Regions from separate parts of the Homo sapiens genome. Here region 1 is linked to region 2. The links are chromatin loops, found by intact Hi-C in ENCODE. Cell type or tissue: endothelial cell of umbilical vein. All regions are shown on one strand.

What was found. Hi-C counts contacts between places; a loop is a spot of excess contacts. Peaks named below come from ENCODE experiments on the same cell type or tissue, not always from the same donor. Only the 100,000 strongest peaks of a DNase experiment are listed, where the experiment ranks them.
Region 1: a loop joins it to region 2, with 16 times the contacts of the local background. A loop is called at or near these places in 69 of 110 quality-filtered maps.

Annotation. Positions count from the first base shown.
Region 1 is chr2:71,796,951-71,800,950 of GRCh38, reverse strand. No RefSeq gene overlaps it. Among named protein-coding and RNA genes, the nearest start is that of DYSF, 330 kb to the right of the region's middle. In endothelial cell of umbilical vein, a CTCF peak has its summit at 2,419 (motif pointing right); no DNase peak of the experiment used is centred here.
Region 2 is chr2:71,607,454-71,611,453 of GRCh38, reverse strand. DYSF (dysferlin) reads right to left here. Exons shown (of 56, transcript NM_001130987.2): 37 at 108-209. Among named protein-coding and RNA genes, the nearest start is that of DYSF, 140 kb to the right of the region's middle. In endothelial cell of umbilical vein, no CTCF peak of the experiment used is centred here; a DNase peak (open chromatin) is centred at 2,043; H3K27ac peaks cover 733 bases.

The sequences.
Region 1 (4,000 bases), 190 kb before region 2:
TACAGTCATGGCAAAAAAACAAAATATATAGTTTAGGCCCTGGGCCAAATGCAAATGAATATTAAGCAGAGGGTGCATCCCCACTGGAGGCTTTGGGGAGGGGTGGGGCTGGAGGAAGATGGGAGCAGCAAGGGCCTGGATGGGGCACGGGTGGGGAGAGGCCGGTGTGCAGGCTTACAGACCAGCCTGGAGGGAGGCAGGAGTAGGACTGGGCAGAGGTGACTTCCCAGCTGCAGTGTCCCGGAGCAGAGTTGGGAGGTGGGGAGACATGGCCCTGGGGGGACACCAGCAATGCCCGAATGCCACCTGCAGCAGGGCCAGCGACATGGCTGGGATTTTGTGAATGGGACTCAGAGGGAGGCAGCTGATGGGGGCAGAGGAGAGAGAAGGAGAGAACGGGAAGGAGGGAGGAGAATGCAGCAAGCTAGAAACTGCGCCAGTGGGAAGGCTGGGCAGATGGAGTGAGGGGAAATCGCAGCATGTCTGGCACGACAGCTGATGCCATAATTTAAAGGTCAACTCAGTGGAAAAGGAAGAGAAAAGGGGGGAGGGGGTGGTGTTGGAATGACTTTGCCTCCACAGTATGGCTCTTAACCCCTCCCATTCCGGTGCAGCTCGACTTGGCCTTTTCAGCCACTGGACGGTGCTTGTCCTCTCGACTTGATATCCTCTAAGTTCTGGGGACCCCCTCTCCCCTGCAGTATGGGCTCTGCAGGTCAGCAGACCTGGCTCTGCATCCTGCCTCCTCTTGTTACATCAGAGTAGAAGCAGCTTAACCACCCTAAGCCTCAGTTTCTTCATTCACAAAATGGGGATGGTAACACCTCACCTCCCTGGGGTTTACTGTACAAGTTCAATTGCATAACAGGGCAGAGGCTGGACGAACTCACTTAAAAATTCAAATCTTTCTGGGCTTCCCTAAAAGAAGTAGCTTTAATTTACCTTTGAGAAAAAAAAAAAAGTCCCTTTGTTCTAGGAAAACCACCATTTGGACAAATGAAACCTGGCAGCCATATTTTGTCCCAAGGCATCCTTTGAAGGCAGCTGGTCACCCTTGGACTAAAAGCTGTGAGGTGACATTGCCTCACTTCCTGCCTTCCCATTGTCTGTCCCCAGTCCTCAGTCCCCAGTTCTTTTAATACACAGGTATATCTTTTAGCAGTCTCTCTCTCTCTCTCCCACTCTCGGCTGGCTGGGCTGCTTCTTGGGGAGGAATGTTACTTTTCTCCATATGGATTTGGACTGCCTTGTGCCTATAAATTATGGCAAGTTCTTGGGGAGCTGTGAAGGTTTTTGTTGGAATAGTTATTTGCTAGAGGGCTGAAGAGGAAACCCCAAGGGGTGCAGGAAGGACTTGGAGGCATAGGTTTCAACTCCAGCTGGGGGAGGCCGTGTAAAGTAGCTGGACAGGCCCAGAGACTTCCCACTGTGGTGCTACTTAAGAATGAAAAGCCCAAACTGAATGGAGCTATTACATGCAGGGGCCATGAGACAAGCCCACATGGCCAGTTGTCCCTGGTGGGAGAGAACATAGGACTTGAGCAGGGGTCTTGAGGCCATTCCTATGTTCCCAGGGCTGAGGATGTGGGCCAGGCTTCAGACTCTTGGCTACAGTGCACTGGTCTCATGGACCCAAGGGCTGGCCTGTCCCCACTGGCCCCTCACTTCCCTTCCATTATCTCCAACAGTTTAGTGATTCTCATTTAAAGTCACAGCCTAGAGCCCCATCCAGTTCTACCCACCAAGACATGGCTTTGAAAGGCTTTGGCTGGAAAGGCGGTGAAGGTAGCCATGGTGGTGCGGCTGGTGGCAGGAAAGATGGAGGACCCTCCTTCACAGCCCTCATCACCACTGGGGCCACCTATTGGCAATCATGTTCCAATCCAAGACACAAGGGGAGCTGCACCCCTTCTCCTGGTCTCCCAGCCATGATAAGGGTCCTTCTCCCATGGACTAACAGTGACCAGGACACATCAGCCCCGGGCAGGTTAGATGACAGCAGGGCCCCAGCCTGACAGCAGGCATTGATGACATCGCCTGGCTCCCCGCCCTTCCCGCTGTCTGTCTCCAGTCCATGGTCCCTTTTTCTCCCCTGGTCCTTGGTGAAGGAGAAGGGGCATTTCAGCAGTCTCAGGGACAGCCTGAACTCTACTGTCTGGTCCTGTATGTGCCAGGACTTGGCAGGGTGGCGTGAGAATGTTCAGGAAGAGGTGCTCAAAGAAGGTCACTGCAGGGAGAGGACAGTGGGCCTTGGCCAAGACCTTTGACCTTCTGCCTGGTGGGCGGCACAAGGAAACTCTAACCCAGGGGCCTTTGCTGGCCAAAGGGCCTTTACAAGGGAGCCCCTGGCAAGGAAAGATGAGCCCTTTGTCCACTTGAGGGCTGCAAGGGAACCCTCCAGGAGAGCCGCACAGCTTCATAGTGACCACCAGGGGGACCCTGGGAGAGCTGCCTCTGGAAGAGAGCCTGCAGTGACCCCTGGCCTGACCTGTGGCCCTAGAGCAGGTGACAGAACCTATGATCAAGTAGCAGGCAGTGAGCTCCCTATCACAGCAGGTATGCGATGGAGGCTGGAAGGGTTGTCTTCCAACAGGGGAATTTCTTCATCATGTAAAAAGTTGTCATGGGTCCTCCCAGCTCCAAGATCCTGTTGACACAGCCCAAGCAAATCAGCACTGTGTCCCCATTAGCTGACCGCACACGTCGCACTCCACCACCAGCCATCCAGGGGACAGTGAAGGCTAAAACCAACCGAGACTTTTAGGGACAAATACAAGTTTCATTCATAGTCTCAATCTAGCCAAATGTATAATAGCTGTTGGCAAGTCCTTGTAGATAATTAAAGAAACAGCTCACATTTTCCTAAAATAACTGAAGAATTATAGAAATACAATCATTAATTCCTGGGCAAAGGAGTCCAGGGGTTATGATATGTCAATACATCATAAACCAAAGAGTGGCCTCTCTGAAGACAGGGACAGCATCTCCCCGCTGGGACAGAGGCTTCCCCAGCAGAGTCTCTGTTCCCTGCCCCATGCCACTCACCATCTTAGGCCAGGAAACTCTCCCGGGGCACTTGAGAGAGCTGATGTGCCCACCTCTCAGGAGCCCGGTTGCTGACTGGGGTTTTGAGATGGGTTATGGGGTAGAAACACTGCATCCCTGCAGCAGCACAGGCTAAAGGCAGTCGATGGCAGCCCCAGGGTCCCAACAGCATCTGGTCCCCCCTCAGCAAGCTCTACCCATGGCAGGACTCTATGGCCACAATAGAACTCTATCCCACCCTGAGTGCTGGCACCTGGCGCTACTGCTAGCATTTCTCTGCTCAGCATTTTCAAGGGCCAGATGCTCCTGTTACACAGGCACCCTCTCCCCAGGGAGTACTGGCCTCCAGCCTCCACCTACTTTCCAGAGCAAGCGAGCCTCCCTGACCACATGGAGTCCCCAAAGCCAACTGCAGCCGCTTCTCCATGGCACTCCCTGCTTGATTTCTTCCAGCCGCTGGTCCCACTCTCTTGCCTGAGTTCTCTTCTATGCCAGGCCTGCCCTGGGCACTGGGGACACAGAAGCCAGCTACCCTCTATGGGCCCCATACTCAGGTTGCTCACAGTCTTGTGAGTCCTCTTAGGGCTTTGATTTTCAGAGGCCCATCCCAGATCACAGACCCTAGCATAGACCAAAGGCTGAGGCCCAGGGCAGGATGTTGAGGCAGGAAAGTGACAAACAGTCAGAATCAAGCCGGCCTGGGATAGGCTGTCAGATTGTTCGGGGGTGCTGGCCAGGGAGCTGGTAGGCAGGGAAAGAGGAAAGAGCATGCACCAGCTGCCAGGTTGGGGTCTGGGGTCTTAGTCTCTTGGAATCTGCTTGGGTTCAGAGAGAAGGGATATTGAATCAAACTCACAGTGGACTAAGTAGGCTTCACATCTGGGTTCTAGCCTAGACTCCAGCACACATTCACTCCAGCCTTAGTTTTCTCCTCCAAAAATTGTCAAGCTCACCC
Region 2 (4,000 bases):
GAATGAGGAGAGTGGCTCAGAAGGCCCCGGGCCCCAGGAAAGGCTGGGGCCAGGAAGGGGAAGGGCAGGCTGCTCCCAGCCCCCACGCCCAGGCCCGGACGGCTCACCTCGATGGCGGTACGCTGGAGCGCTGGCTTGATGTTCTGAGGAACCATGTAGATGTTGGCCTCCCTCTGGGGTGGTGGGTAGGGCAGGTCTGTGTCCTCAGACTGCAGTGGACAGCAGGTAGAATGGAGACAAAGGTGGAAGGAAGACCAAGGCAAAAAGACAAGAGAGAAGGACAGATAGGACAGAAAGAAATGCCAAGTGCAGGGAGAAACAGAGAAGGAAAGACAGAAGTGGACAAACAGGGAGGCAGAAACGAAAAAGCTAAGTCAGTTTCGGCCAGGCATCATCTTCTCCAGGATCACAATTCCAGCACCTTCATCCAGGGTTCAGGTCACCTTGTTCCAACTGAATCCCGTCACCCCTCCTCCCATAATGCAGGCTCTGATGCCCCCTGAGCTGCTCCGGGTCTGCCCCTCCCTGATACGCACACAGCATATGCGTGCACACACTGCCTATTCCATCCTGGCAGATCCACTTCAGCCCCTCTCAGTCCCAGAGAGGACCATGTGCCTGCCCGCCAGCCTGGTTCTCCTGCCTCCTGGCTCAGACCCTTCCGGGTTATCATCTGTCCTGGTATTTCTTCCCCACCCCTAGACACCTTCCAGCCCCAAACCCCCACCTCTCACGCCTGTCCCCTGTGAGGACAGAATACTTGCATTGTGAGCCAGAAAGAGAACAACTGAGCAATGGGAGAAGGGGCTCCCCAGAGCACCAAAGCACACTGCTGGGGAGGGTCTCTCTCCACTACAGAGACGAGCAAGTGTGTGTCAATTCTGGCCTACTAAGAGTTTGCCAGAAAGAGTTGGGCAGGAATCCTCAATGATCACAAAGAACTACATGAGGAAGCAAGGTGGGGCAAGGGAGGCAGGTACTGCCTTAGATAGTTAACCACCAATAACAGCAGTTAGGAACACAGGTGTGAGTCCTAACTCCACTATGTATGACGTTAAATAAATTATTTCACCTCCTATAGCTGAATGTTTTCATCTATAAAATGGTTAGCAAAAGTTGTCAACCTCTAAAGGTTAGGGTGAGGGTTGAGGAAGTTAATACCTGTATAACCTTTAGAGCTTCATGTAAACCTTCAACAGGACTATTAGCCCATGTGGTGTCTTTGTGACAATTAGAGAAAAATGTGCTTAAGACTCTTTACTTCCATGTCAGAAAGTTGTCATATTTTCTGAGTTTATTAGAACAAGACACTTTACTGCCACCTATTGGGAAATTGTTATAATAAATACAAGTATATGGTGTCTGTGCTAGAAATGCAGCCCCTTAGACACAGTGTCCTTGTGCAGTGCCCAACCTGCACATCCATACATGGAGGGCCTGACACTCCGGAAATGTTAACTATAATTAAAAGGACTGTGATAGACACTTTACAGAGCTTGCCTCATGTAATCTCATTTATTAAACAATGAAATCATTGGATTCATTCTCCAAGTGACTTCTGTTGGGTTCCTTCTGCGAGGATGGTACATCCATACAGACGCTCTGCCATAGATGGTGGGAGCAGTCAAAGCAGAGAAAGATATCAGCTTCCCCCCACCTCCATGAATCACTTCACAGCCAACCCAAGCCACACTCCTGTGCAGCGACACCCTGATGACACCATGTTTCCCCCAACCTACAGCAGTTGGAAGCTTAGTCCTAGAATCAGACCTCAACTCTAGTTCCAGCTCTGCCACCTCCTCGCCATTAGGCCTTGGACAGATTACTCAACTTCAGTGACTCAGTATTCTCAGATGAAGATCTGAGATAAGCTGCTCCGAGAATTAAATGAGAGAACACATCTGAAGAGCGCCTGGCACACAGGAGGCGCTTAGTAAATGGCTGTGACTGTAACTATTACTAGAATTGTTGTTAGTACCATTGTTTTTGCCATTGGTGTTGGTGTTGATCTCCCCAGGGTGACTTCAAGAGAGCTGAGCCATTAGAAGCATCTTTCAGAGCAACACTGGCTTTATTACTATCTCTAAGTCACCAGGGCATAAAGCAAAAAAACTTATCATTTTCCTCCAGACCCACAATGCAGGTGACATGATGCAGGAAGCACCTGCATTCCTGACCGTCTGATAAGCAGGGGTGATGGACAGGGCTGCTGCAGTGCACAGCTCCAGGGGCTGCTATGCATGTCACAGTCCACATGAAAGGTGCCCTTGGAGGATGGAGGCAGGGCCTACACAGCTTCTGCAGTGACCTGGCTGCTATGGGGACCCCCAGTTTGATGTCCTCCCTGGGCACTCCAAGGCCACCAGCTGCAGGTGGCAGCACAGCAGGGTGTCCTCTTTAAAGACAGGGTTGCACTTGAATGCCTGCTTGTGGTCTGTTCATGGCCCCTTATGGCTATGCCCAACCCAATATGGACCCAGAGCCAAAAACCCAAGACAAAGAGGGGCCAAAAAAAAAAACCATCAGGGAGGGAACAGCCCCAGGATCCCCTGAGTGGAGTGGCAGAAAGACCAATCTTTCTCATACACTTGTTCTCTTAAAATCACTAAGGAAAACTCATGAATACATTCCTCCCAGAATATTTCCTCTCTAGGCCCCCAAACGCTGGGCAGTATCCACTTTATCCCTCATTTCCTCGGTCTGTCCCTCGGGGCTCCCTCGAGCTCCGTGGTGATGACATTCCTCTCTAAAGGCTGGGGACCAGGCTCCGCATCTTCAGGAGCCTGCTTGCTGAGGACAGGGGAACAAGAACCTGGAGAAGGTTAAGCTCCAATACCGTTTGGAGAAGGCCCTGGAGGAAGAAGGCAGGAGCACACAGCTGCGGAGCGTCGGGCCCAGCGGAGGCAGAAGGAAGAGACAGGCAGAGACAGTGGTTAGAGGTGTGTCCAGGCAGCTTCCTCAGCATGAGGCCACAGCATGCATCCCAAGGCCATCTCTGTCCACCGTGCTGTCCCCAGGGGTCCCAGGACATGCTTCTTCCCTGCCATTTCCTGCCACCTCCCAGGGTTGCCTGCCTCTGTGGCTCCCCCTCTGACCATGCGTCCAAATGCTCCTCCCCAATTTTTCACACTATCTCCTGGATCTGCTCCTTCCCAATTTAAAGACATCCCCATCTCCCAAATCCACCCGCGCCCTCCTCTCTGCAGGCTCCCTCCTCTCCTCTCTCTAATCCTGTCTCCATCCACTACCTCTCCTCCCTCATGTCCACACCACCTGCTTCCCAGTGCACCCTGCTTCTGCCCTCAGCACCCCTCCCCGGAAATTTGTCTCCAGAGTCCCCTACCCGAAGGACACTCGTGGGCTCTTCTCTCTCTCACCCCCTCAGCAGCATCTGGCCAGCTAACCTCATCTCCTTCCCAAACAGTCTCTCTGGATCCACACTGCTGGCCCTCACCCTGTTTGCTGAGCCTCCTCTGCAGCCTTCCCATCTTCCTCCACCAAGCCCTGATCTGCTCCTTAGCCCTCTCCTAGACTTTCTGCTCCCAAACATCTCTGCTAAGCCCCAATATCTTACTGCTTAGTTCATTAATGTGTCCTACTGGCCTCTCACACTGAACTTGTCCAAAACTGGATTCTTCATCTTCCCCCTCAGAACCTGCTCTCTTCAAGTCTGACCCCACCATCTAGACAACCAAGCCAAAAGCTCCCACGCCACCCTTGGCTCCTCCTGCCCCTCATCGCCCTGCCTGACTGATCACCAAACACTGGTAATCCTGTCTCCTGAACATCTCTCACGCCCGCCCACCCATCTCCTTTGCTCAGTGCAAGCCACTACCCTCTCTTGCCTGGATTCACCAGCATCCCCCTTTCACTTGGTTTTGACACCCTCTCCCAACAGCCCACGCGTTCTACAATCTGCAGCCAAGGCAGGCTTTCTAATAATGTCACTCTTTGTTTCAAGTCCTCCAATGTCTTCCCATCTGCTCAGGATGAAGTGCAG